Linked DNA regions of Homo sapiens: region 1 is linked to region 2. Evidence: chromatin contacts called from ENCODE Hi-C or POLR2A ChIA-PET data. All regions are on one chromosome and are shown on one strand. Each heading gives the region's core, a stretch centred on a gene start or an enhancer-like site at or near the end of the contact. The rest is flanking DNA. Distances are from core to core; before and after follow the strand shown.

The links. A loop is a pair of places that touch in the nucleus more often than their neighbours do. ChIA-PET counts read pairs that join two places held with the same protein, here RNA polymerase II (POLR2A). Pooled maps may share reads with other maps.
Region 1: a pooled map shows a loop between it and region 2 (2.2-fold over the local background). The contact joins two enhancer-like sites. A Hi-C loop is called at or near these places in 1 of 168 maps with a recorded cell type or tissue (endothelial cell of umbilical vein) and 1 of 50 pooled maps. POLR2A ChIA-PET finds 5 or more read pairs at or near these places in 4 of 52 experiments (H1, T-cell, WTC11 and 1 more).

What each region holds. Positions count from the first base shown.
Region 1 is chr7:138,256,141-138,261,621 of GRCh38, reverse strand. No RefSeq gene overlaps it. Among named protein-coding and RNA genes, the nearest start is that of MIR4468, 140 kb to the right of the region's middle. Within about 2 kb of position 3,726, at least 4 of the 41 ENCODE cell types and tissues checked have a DNase peak (open chromatin) inside an H3K27ac peak, as active enhancers do.
Region 2 is chr7:138,192,747-138,198,091 of GRCh38, reverse strand. No RefSeq gene overlaps it. Among named protein-coding and RNA genes, the nearest start is that of MIR4468, 72 kb to the right of the region's middle. Within about 2 kb of position 1,536, at least 3 of the 41 ENCODE cell types and tissues checked have a DNase peak (open chromatin) inside an H3K27ac peak, as active enhancers do.

The sequences.
Region 1 (5,481 bases), core at 2,477-4,976, 61 kb before region 2:
CTTTATCACATGCACATGGAACTCATCATAAGGCTGCCTGAGTATATCCCAGGTGTGTCTTCTGGTATGGCCAGAGCAAGTGATCCAGGAAACAGCAAGTTGGAAGCCAAAATATCTTTTATGACTTAGTCTTGAAAGACACATTCCTCATATAGGTCACTCTATCGTTATCCTTATATAGGTCTCTCTTTGTATAGACAATATCCTTTTATAGGTCAGCCATAGTTTATGTGGGAGAGGATTACAATTACGCAAGGGTGTGAATACTGAGACCTGTCTGTTACATGATTATTGCCTGGATAGGCAGTATGGAGAGTGAGGATGAGAAAGTCCTATGAGAATTGAGAACCAGCTAATGAAAGAAAGGACTATTCAGCAACCACAAGTTGGCAGCAAAGTAGGAAATTAAGAAGTTAATTGTCTAAGCCTAATGTAGATTATAACCTGCGGCTGGACAATTTCTTAGCCCTCAGCTTGTGCTAGGCCTGCTGGTTATACTTCCATTGGTATCTTGGTGCTCTTTTTCTCCAAGCCTTAGAGACACACAGACTCCAAGGAAACAGCCTTCATTATTTAACCTCTCCATCGAAAGAACAAAATGAAGACATTTGCCTTGCATTTGCATAATTACAGCAAATACATCAGCAAATCTATTTGTCTCCACCGTTGAAGTAAATGAAGTTGAAGTAGATGAAGATCCAATAGCTTTGCATCTCTTCTCCACTCCCACCCTTGATGTGCTACCATCTTCCTGCTAGGACTATAGGAACAGATCTGGCAGCTTGCCCTCTTGCTCCCAGAGTCTCATCTTCACACAAAGCCAGGGAGGTCCTTTTAAAACATACCCAGATCACCTCACTGCCCTGGTCAACCTCCCCAGTGGCTTTCCTTCTCACTTAGTAAAATCTAAACTTTAAAATACCATTCTCTAGCCAGAAAAAAAGGTATTCTTTCTTACCAAGCACCCCCACTATACAAGCCTCTGCTGAAATCTTTTAAGAGGCTAACTGTTTAAAAGAAAATAGTTTGTTAACACGCGGTTTTCTATTTTTTTACTAAAAAAAAAAAAAATTTTTTTTTTAAGAGCCAGGGGTCTGACTCTATTGCCCAGGCTGGACTTGGACTGCAGTGGTGCAATCAACATGTGGCTTATGGCAGGGTGTGGTGGCTCACGCCTGTAATCCCAGCACTTTGGGAGGCTGAGGTGGGTGGATCACCTGGGGTCAGGAGTTGAGACCAGCCTGGCCAACATGATGAAACCTGGTCTCTACAAAAATCCAAAAAATTAGCCGGGCATGATGGTGGGTGCCTGTAATCTCAGCTACTGGGGAAGCTGAGTTGGGAGAATCGCTTGAACCCGGGAGGCGGAGATTGTAGTGAGCTGAGATTGCACCATTGCACTCCAGCCTGGGCAACAAGAGTAAAACTCCATCTCAAAAATAAATAAATAAATAAAAGAAAAAAAGAAATGCAAAAACCTGAAAAGACACCTCAAAAGGCCAGTCTTAGGTTCTACAATAGTGATGTTATCTGCAAGAGTAATTGGGGAAGTTGCAAATCTTATGACCTCCGGAATAATGACTGGTAATTATTTAGAATTCAAGCCCCTCTCATTAACTTGGTAGCCTTTCATTAGTTTTACAAGAACAGTTTAGTTTTTGGTAAGGGCTAATGTTATTTAAACTGTAAACTAAATTTCTCTGGAAGTTAGCTTGACCCACGCCCAGGAATGAGCAAAGACAGCCAGCCTGTGAGGCTAGAAGCAAGATGGAGTCAGCCATGTCCGATTTCTCTCACTGTTGTAATTTTGGAAGGGCAGTTTCAAAGGGTCCTCAAGCTCTGAAAATATAACTCAAGTTGATTTAGAGCCAGTTGTTTTATAATGTTGTCAAGTTACAGGCTACCATGTAGAAAATTGGTAAGGTAAAGCATTCTTCTTTTCTGTTTACATCAAAGTTCTGCCTCCCTCCTATAAGGAAAGTTGTGATTCCATTTGGCCCACACCAATAATTCAGGATAATCTTCCTAACTCAAGATCTTTAACTCAATGGCATCTGCAACATCCCTTTGCACTATAAGGTGACACTCAGAGTTTCTGGGGATTAGTATGTAGACACTGTAGGGATGAAAAGGTATAACACATTTTCTTCACTCATTTCAAGGTCCTGTAGTGTTCTTTCTCTTGGCCAGTTCCCCTTTGGCCATTTCTTTTCCCCTCCCCCTTCATCTACTCCCTTCTACCCTCTTATCAACTTTACACTCTTGGCTCACTCTTTGTTCTCAAAATAAAAGCTCGCTTCCCTACTTTTCTTTCATAGTAGCCCTCAGGAAGAGCCTAAATCTTTAACATAAAAAATAAATTGACTTTTCTCCAGGGCAGGGAGAATTCAACCAATTTCTGTAATCCACCTAAAGAGAAAGCGAGGCTCCCTTTCCATCCTGGAAAACAGTCTTCTCCTCTTCTCCTTCCTTCCTCCACGTGGACTCAAAGATTCTGAAACGAAAAAACAAAGCAATGTTTTTCATACTTAAACAAACCAACCAACAGAACAAACTGAAGTGAATTGTAACTGCCCAACGGGTTCATCTTGTCTGCTTCCTAGACAGAGCTGATTTGTCAAGACAGGTGAATTGTGATACAGGAAAAGTAATTCACACAGAGCTGGCTGTGTGGGCGACTGAAGTTTTGTTATTATTCAAATCAATCTCCCTGACAATTTGAGGACAAAAGTTTCTTGTTTTCTTTTGTTTTTGAGACGGAGTTTCGCTCTTGTTGCCCAGGCTGAAGCGCAATGGCACAATCTCGACTCACTGCAACCTCTGCCTCCCAGGTTCAAGCGATTCTCCGGCCTCAGCCTCCTGAGTAGCTGGGATTACAGATGTGCGCCACCACGCCCGGCTAATTTTGTATTTTTAGTAGCGACGGGGTTTCTCCATGTTGGTCAGGCTGGTCTCAAACTCCCGACCTCAGGTGATCCGCCCGCTTCAGCCTCCCAAAGTGCCGGGATTACAGACATGAGCCACCGTACCCGGCCAAGGATAGGAGTTTTTAATGATAATTTGGTGGGTGGGTGGGTGGGGGGCAGTGAATCCGAGGTTCTGATTACTCAGATTGGAGATGAAATCATAGGAGTCGAAGCTGTCCTCTTGCACTGAGTCACTTCCTGGGAAGGGGCCACAAGACCAGATGAGTGGGATTATCTGTCTGGGTGGTGCCGGCTGATCCATCAAGTGCAGGAGCTGCAAAATATCTGAAGCACTGATCTTAGGTTTTACAGTAGTGATGCTATCCCCAGGAGCAATTTGGGTAGGTTTAGAATCTTGCAGCCTCCAGCTGCATGACTCCTAAATCATAATTTCTTATCTTGTGGCTAATTTGTTAGTTCTGCAAAGGCAGTCTTGTCCCCAGACAAGAAGGGAGTTTGTTTTGGGAAATGGCTGTTATCACTTTTGTTTCAAAGCTAAACCATAAACTAAATTATTCCCAAAGTTAGTTTGGCCTACCCCCAAGAATGGACAAGGACAGCTTGGAGGTTACGGACAGGATGGAGTCAGTTAGGTCAGATCTCTTTCACTGTAATCATTGTCTCAGTTAGAATGTTTTTCAAAGGCAGTTTCATAATCTTGCAAACTCAAGCAGGAGGAAGCATAATGAAAGAGTTTTTGATGACTTTTGAGTCATGTTAAACATGGTCATTTTGAGGGAAGAGAGAGGAAGGAACTGGTTAGGCAAATAGTTAGGACAAGTCCCGTGGTAGAAGTCCTTTTATCAAAAGAGCAACCTGGAAGAAATCAAGCTGTAAGTGCAGATAAGGAAGCAAGATCCAACACCTTTATCTCTTGTGCAACCAGCTAGCTCCAGTTATATACGATGGGTTCCTTGAGCACATTCCTTTCCTTTTTGGGCATACTCAGATAAGGGAACTTGCACAAGGGGGCTTTCCTAAGACAGGCCTGCAGCTGTATAGATAAAAATGTTACGTAGAACCAGACACGTCGGCGGTGGAAAATTCCATCTCCTGACACGTGTGCAGTAAGGGAAATGAAAGAATATGGAGTAACTCAGGCTTAGGACCCACATGCACACTAGAGGGGTGGGGTGGAACTAACAAGAATTCATGCCTTATCCAACTCGACACCCAGCCCTAACTAGTTTTTCGTACCCTATGCAGATGAAACACCCTGCCCAATTAACTTGTGTATTTTTAATTTAATTTAATTTATTTATTTATTTCGATATGGAGTCTTGCTCTGTCGCCCAGGCTGGAGTGCAGTGGTGCGATCTCGGCTCACTGCAAGCTCCACCTCCTGGGTTCACACCATTTTCCCGCCTCAGCCTTCCGGATAGCTGGGACTACAGGCACTTGCCACCATGCCCAGCTGATATATATATATATATATATTTGTATTTTTTAGTAGAGATGGGGTTTCATCGTGTTAGCCAGGATGGTCTCAATATCTTGATCTTGTGATCCACCCGCCTCAGTCTCCCAAAGTGCTGGGATTACAGGCATGAGCCACTGCACCCAGCCAACTTTTTTTTTTTTTTTAATTATTTTATTTGAGAGAGGGAGTCTTTCTCTGTCACCCAGGCTGGAGTGCAGTGGGGCAATCTCGGCTCACTGCAACCTCTGCCTCCCGGGTTCAAGTGATTTTCCTGCCTCAGCTTCCCAAATGCTGTGACTACAGGCATGCGCCACCATGCCCAGCTAACTTTTGTGTTTTTTAGTAGAGATGGGGTTTCACTGTATGTTGGCCAGACTGGTCTCAAACTCCTGGCCTCAGGTGATCCATCTGCCTCCACCTCCCAAAGTGCTGGGATTACAGGTGTGAGCCACAGTGCCTGGCCCCAATTAGCTTGTTTATAAAAGCATTTACATCCAGCTGTGAAACGACAACCCTCTTGGGCCACCTCTCTGCTGCAGAGAGCTTTCTTCTTTCACTTATTAAACTTTTGCTCCAACCTCACCCTTGGTGTCCATGCTCTTTAATTTTCATGGTCGTGAGACAAAGAATTCTGGGTAGTACATCAAGCAACAAGACTGCTCCAGTAACCCCAGACTGCTTCAGTTTAGATGAAGGAAATTCTGCCAGTGTGTTTCTGACATTTGAATAGCATAAAATACTTATAATTCTCAATTTTGTCTCCAGAGTTCCAGACTTACATATCCAACATCATATTGAACATTTATGCTTTATAAGGATAAGATGCTGAAATTTTCTTTGAGGAGGGAAGTAGTTGCCACCTGATCCTCCTTTCCTTAGTGTGTCTCCTTGAAAACATAATAGACCTAATGTGAGGCCCCATCTTTGGCTTTTATGCTGCTAAGACATGAGCCATCTGGTCCTTGCAACCATAAACATCTACCTCTGAAATTAATTAAGAAATCCCGGGGCCAGGCATGGTGGCTCACGCCTGTAATCCCAGCACTTTGGGAGGCTGAGGTGGGCAGATCACAAGGTCAGGAGATTGAGACCATC
Region 2 (5,345 bases), core at 287-2,786:
AAGGTCCCACAATAGGCCATCTTTCTTTCCCTTTCCCGTGGTACCAATATGGCAGGGATTTCCCTGAAAATTGCCAGGTGTCTTCTAGCTCCTGCAAAAGCAGCTAGAATGGGCTTGCTCTTCCTCACATCCTAGCCACACTCTGAATCTAAGGGCCCCTGTGTTCAGGGTCACTCCCCAGTGACAAGCTGCCTTCTAGTGTGGTCAGTAGGTGGATGGGAGAGCTTGGGCTGGGGAACAGGACCATCAAGGGGCTCAGTTTCTTCCTCCTCACTATTTTTGTTGTCCTGGCCTAGTTTGGGTCTTTGGTGCTAGGGATCCTGATAGAGCTCTTTTTAGTTTGTCTGGACAATGTCTGGGGTGAATACCAAGAGCCAGAGTGAGGTAAGACTCCACATGTCTTGAGATGAGCTATTGGCTGAAACCCAGAGAGGGGACTAAGGCTTCTTGGAAGTTCTATGAGATCGAATGCCCTATTTAGTAGAAGGCTCAGTGTTAAAATATGAATGTAATAGTATTGAAATGTAAACTGTGTCCAGCCAAGGAGGAAACGAAACACTGAGGACTGTAAGTCAAAAACTTTGGTTCTGTCTTTCTGTCTTTACTATTCCACATAGTAGACAAGTGGCAACAGGGATAGTAGACAAGTGGCAACAGGCAGATCACTAAATCTCCCTGTGGCTTGGCTTCCTCTCTGTAATACAGTAATGGGGTTATGGTGAGGGTCACTGAGACAGCATATGTGGAAACAAACAGAAATACATGCAAAGTTGTTCACCATTATTAGTATTTTCTGTCTCATAGACACTTTAAAGATTGGAAAAAAGAAAAGAGCTTCTCTGAAGAAATTAGTCCAATACAAACCATTTAAAATCACTGACCAGTAGAGCCTGATTTCCCACATTTTCCAAATTCTAAACTAAGAGGTCAATGTTGGTTTTGGGGGCTGTATTAGTCAGGGTTCTCTGGAGGGACAGAACAAATAGGATAGATGTATATATAAAGGGGAGTTTATTAAGGAGTATTGACTCACACAATCACAAGGTCCCACAATAGGCCATCTACAAGCTGAGGAGCAAGGAAGCCAGTGCAAGTCCTAAAGCTGAAGAACTTGGAGTCTGATGTTTAAGGGCAGGAAGCATCCAGCATGGGAGAAAGATGTAGACTGGGAGGCTAAACCAGTCTAGTCTTTCCACATTCTTCTGCCTGCTTTTATTCTGGCCACACTGGCAGCTGATTAGATTGTGCTCGCCCAGATTGAGGGTGAGTCTGCCTTTCCCAGACAACCGACTCAAATGTTAATCTCCTTTGGCAACACCCTCACAGACACACCCAGGAGCAGTACTTTGCGTCCTTCAATCCAATCAAGTTGACACAATATTAACCATTATGGGGCATTTCAGCAACACCATCAACCCCCATAGATACACCACCAGATTTTTAACTCCCCCTCACTTTTTTGCTATACAGATTGGCATGACTGTTTCTTCTTCTGCTGCTTCTGCTTCTGCTTCTGCTTCTGCTTCTGCTTCTGCTTCTGCTTCTGCTTCTGCTTCTGCTTCTGCTTCTCCTTCTCCTTCTCCTTCTTCTTGACAGAATCTTGCTCTGTCGCCCAGGCTGGAGTGCAGTGGTGCGATCTCACTGCAACCTCCACCTCCTGAATTCAAACAATTCTCCTGCCTCAGCCTCCCAAGTAGCTGGGATTACAGGTGTGCACCACCACGCCCAGCTAATTTTTGTATTTTTAGTAGAGATGGGGTTTCACCATGTTGGCCAGGCTAGTCTCCAACTCCTGACCTGGTCATCCACCCACCTTGGCCTCTCAAAGTGCTGGGATTACAGGTGTTATCCTCCATGCCCAGCCAGCATGACCGTTTTAAACATTTTTAACACTGAGGAATGGAATACATATGTAGAAAAGGGAATAAAACGGCTGAGCGCTGTGGCTCACGCCTGTAATCCCAGCACTCTGGGAGGCCGAGTTGGGTGGATCACCTGAGGTCAGGAGTTCGAGACCAGCCTGATCAACATGGTGAAACCCCGTCTCTACTAAAAACACAAAAAATTAGCCGGGTGTGGTGGTGAACGCCTGTACCAGCTACTTGGGAGGCTGAGGCAGGAGAATCTCTTGAACCCAGGGAGGTGGAGGTTGTAGTGAGCCAAGATCATGCCATTGCACTCCAGCCTAGGCAACAAGAGCAAAATTCCATCTCAAAGAAAAAAAAAAGGGAATAAAACATAATTTTGCTAGCTTGGGGTCCTTCGAGAAGCAGAGGCCAAGAAGGGATTAAATGTGCAATGATTTTATAAAGAGAAATACCTTTGGGAAAGTAAATAGAGAGGGAATCGGAGAGGCTTTGGGGAAAGGCTAGGACAGCAATTGTTCCCCTGCAAGTCTGACCCAGGGTGAAAGAGAGAGAGATAGATTTGTCCTAAATTGACTTGAAGTCTAGGGAAGGTTTGGCAAAGCTATTGGGGAGCCCCTCAGCTGAAGTTTGTGGTTGCAAGCCTCCTGTATCTCCTAGGATCTGTTCTGCCCTGCTCTACCTGTCAATCTCAGCCATGAGTGGAGCAGCCTCAGGGCCAATCCTATTGTTGTGGGTGGGGTTGGCCTTACCACAATGCTGCAGTGGGGTTCTGAATGCATCTACGCCTTCAGTCAAGTAATACTCCTTGTAATAGGAGGGCTGGGTGGTGCATTCTCGTAGGCTCCACAGTAAATGTTCAGTACAGTAAATATTTATAAGGCAAACACTTGTCTGATTATCAGCTAGATTAAGACAGGAAATTTCATAATATCCCTGTGTTTTGAAACAACATCTGGCTCAAACTCCTCCTTTTCCATGGAGGAACCACAATTCTGCTTTTTATGAATGTTGGTCACTTCTTTTGGTCACTTGCCATTCTTTGGTGTTTTGCCAATTATGTATGTATTCCTAAACAATAGTTTAGTTTTGCTTATTTTTGAACTTCATATAAATGGAATTAGCATGTATGCTTTTGTGTCTTGCATTTTTGCATGATATTAACTTTAAGATTCATTTATATTATCGTGCGTATCTCTAGTCTGTTTACTTTTATTGCTGTGTGTATTTCATTGTGTGAACATCTCACAATTTATCCATTCCAATGTTTTTCCTGCACGGGCTATTGCAAACAATGTTGAGTATATAAGACCATCAGGATACATGTACGATGTCAAATGTTTTTGTGAGAGAAAGGTCCAAAGGCAGCCAGTGTTCCCAAGAAGAAGAAGAACGCTGTGCTTGGTACAGGAGGTGCTGACCAGCTCACTAAGCAAATTGCATGCAAGAGCTCAGAGCGCACCGGACTGTACCTGTTCCCTCTTTACTGAGCACAAGTAAACCTTTCTCAAAACTGCTTAACAGGCTGGGCGTGGTGGCTCATCTCTGTAATCCCAGCACTTCCGGAGGCAGAGGAGGGTGGATCACCTGAGATCAGGAGTTGGAGACCAGCCTGGCCGACATGGTGAAACCCTATCTCTACTAAAAATACAAAAATTAGCTGGGCATGGTGGTGGGTGCCTGTAATCCCAGCTACTCAGGAAGCAGAGTCAGGAGAATTGCTCGAACCTGGGAGGCAGAGGTTGCAGTGAGCCAAGATCATGCCATTGCACTCCAGCCTGGGCGACAGGAACAAAACTCCATCTCAAAAACAAACAAACAAACAAAACAAATAAAAAACAGACTACTTAGCCATGCATGTGTCAGGCATGCCTCCAGCTTTTTGTATTTCAGACCTCATGGGGCAAGGGTCTGGGCCCAGCATACTACAGCCCAAAAAGGGCTGTGTGTGGCCATGCTGCCTGGATTGGATATGAAGTGTATCTGCTGGTTGTGGGGACCGATATCTTGCAAGGGACTGGATTTTGTGTTCTCACTCGTCTTGCTGTAAATAGATGCTTGACCCTGGTGTGCATGTTGTCTGTTCTCAGTGACCTTGACTCATGCTCTGGTCTTCTCTTCCCTGGGCAGCACTTACCTGCTTCTTGACCTTGGCCACACTCATGTCATATTTTATCCCGTGGCACCATCTGACCACCTGGTAAAACAGTTCCTGTATAAATATCCTGGTGCAGATGCACATAATTTTCTCAGGGAATATGTCCCTGGGTCACTACATGGATCTCTGCTATTTACATATTTATTTTTCACTCTAGTAGTTAAATATGAAGAGCTTAGCATGATGTTGGTGGGTTTTTGACACAGAATTAAACAAGTAGAAAAAAATTTAATTTTCTTCCTTTAAAACCTCGAACATAAAAGAGAAAAAGGATTAAGATTCATAACAGTCGATGAGAGAAAGAGGGAAGTGTAGTGGAGAGTGGTGAACGAGTAGGTTGGAGACCTGTGTGCTTACTCAGGGTGACCCTGGTGTGTCCCTGGACCTCAGTATCTTCATCTCTTAAGTCCCCTTCCGGTTTAAACATTCTAAGATTGAGATAAGATAACTAGCAGCAATTTCTATCCCTTTCAACCTTATTCTAAAGGTATCCTAATCAGTTCTTTTGAACGTTAATTTTTTTTTTTTTTTAAGGGAGTCTCATTCTGTCACCCAGTCTGGAGTGCAGTGGTGCGATTTTGGCTTACTGCAACCTCCGCCTCCCAGGTTCAAGCAATTCTCCTGCTTCAGCCTCCCAGGTAGCTGTGACTATAGGCGCTCGCCACCATGTCTGGCTAAGTTTTGTATTTTTAGTAGAGATGGGGTTTCACCATGTTGGCCAGGCTGGTCTTGAACTCCTGACCTCAAGTGATCAGCCTGCCTCGGCCTCGCAAAGTACTGGAATTATAGGTGTGAGCTACTGTGCCCGGCCTTGCATATTAGAATTTTTAAATGCTTGTCATTGTGCAGCTCATGTGCTCCTTGGGTGTGGACGTGGTCTCTCCTTTGTGAATTGACAGCTGAGGATACTGGCATTCACGCAGCCCCAGGAAAAGCCCAGGGAAAGAGAATGGTGATCCTATTAGTTTGAAGATGGCAGCACAGAACAATTCTTTGGTGCAGTGGAAGATTAAGAAGCACACAAGGATAGTTTGAGCTTAGGAGTTTGCAGCTGCAGTGTGCCATGATCACGTCTGTGAATAGCCACTGCACTCTAGCCTGGGCAACATAGCCAGGCCCCTCTCTCTAAAAAAAAAAGACATACACCACGAAGTAAATTAGTTAACATGAGCTGGGAATACACAGTTTATGAGGAGGCTTGGTGGGAGCCATCAATGTATAGGACACACCCATACAGATGGGAATGGCAGATGGAGAGAACCTCTGTCATGGCAGCAGGCAGGAGGTGCCTACTACAAAGAGAGCCTCTACTCTACTCCAGA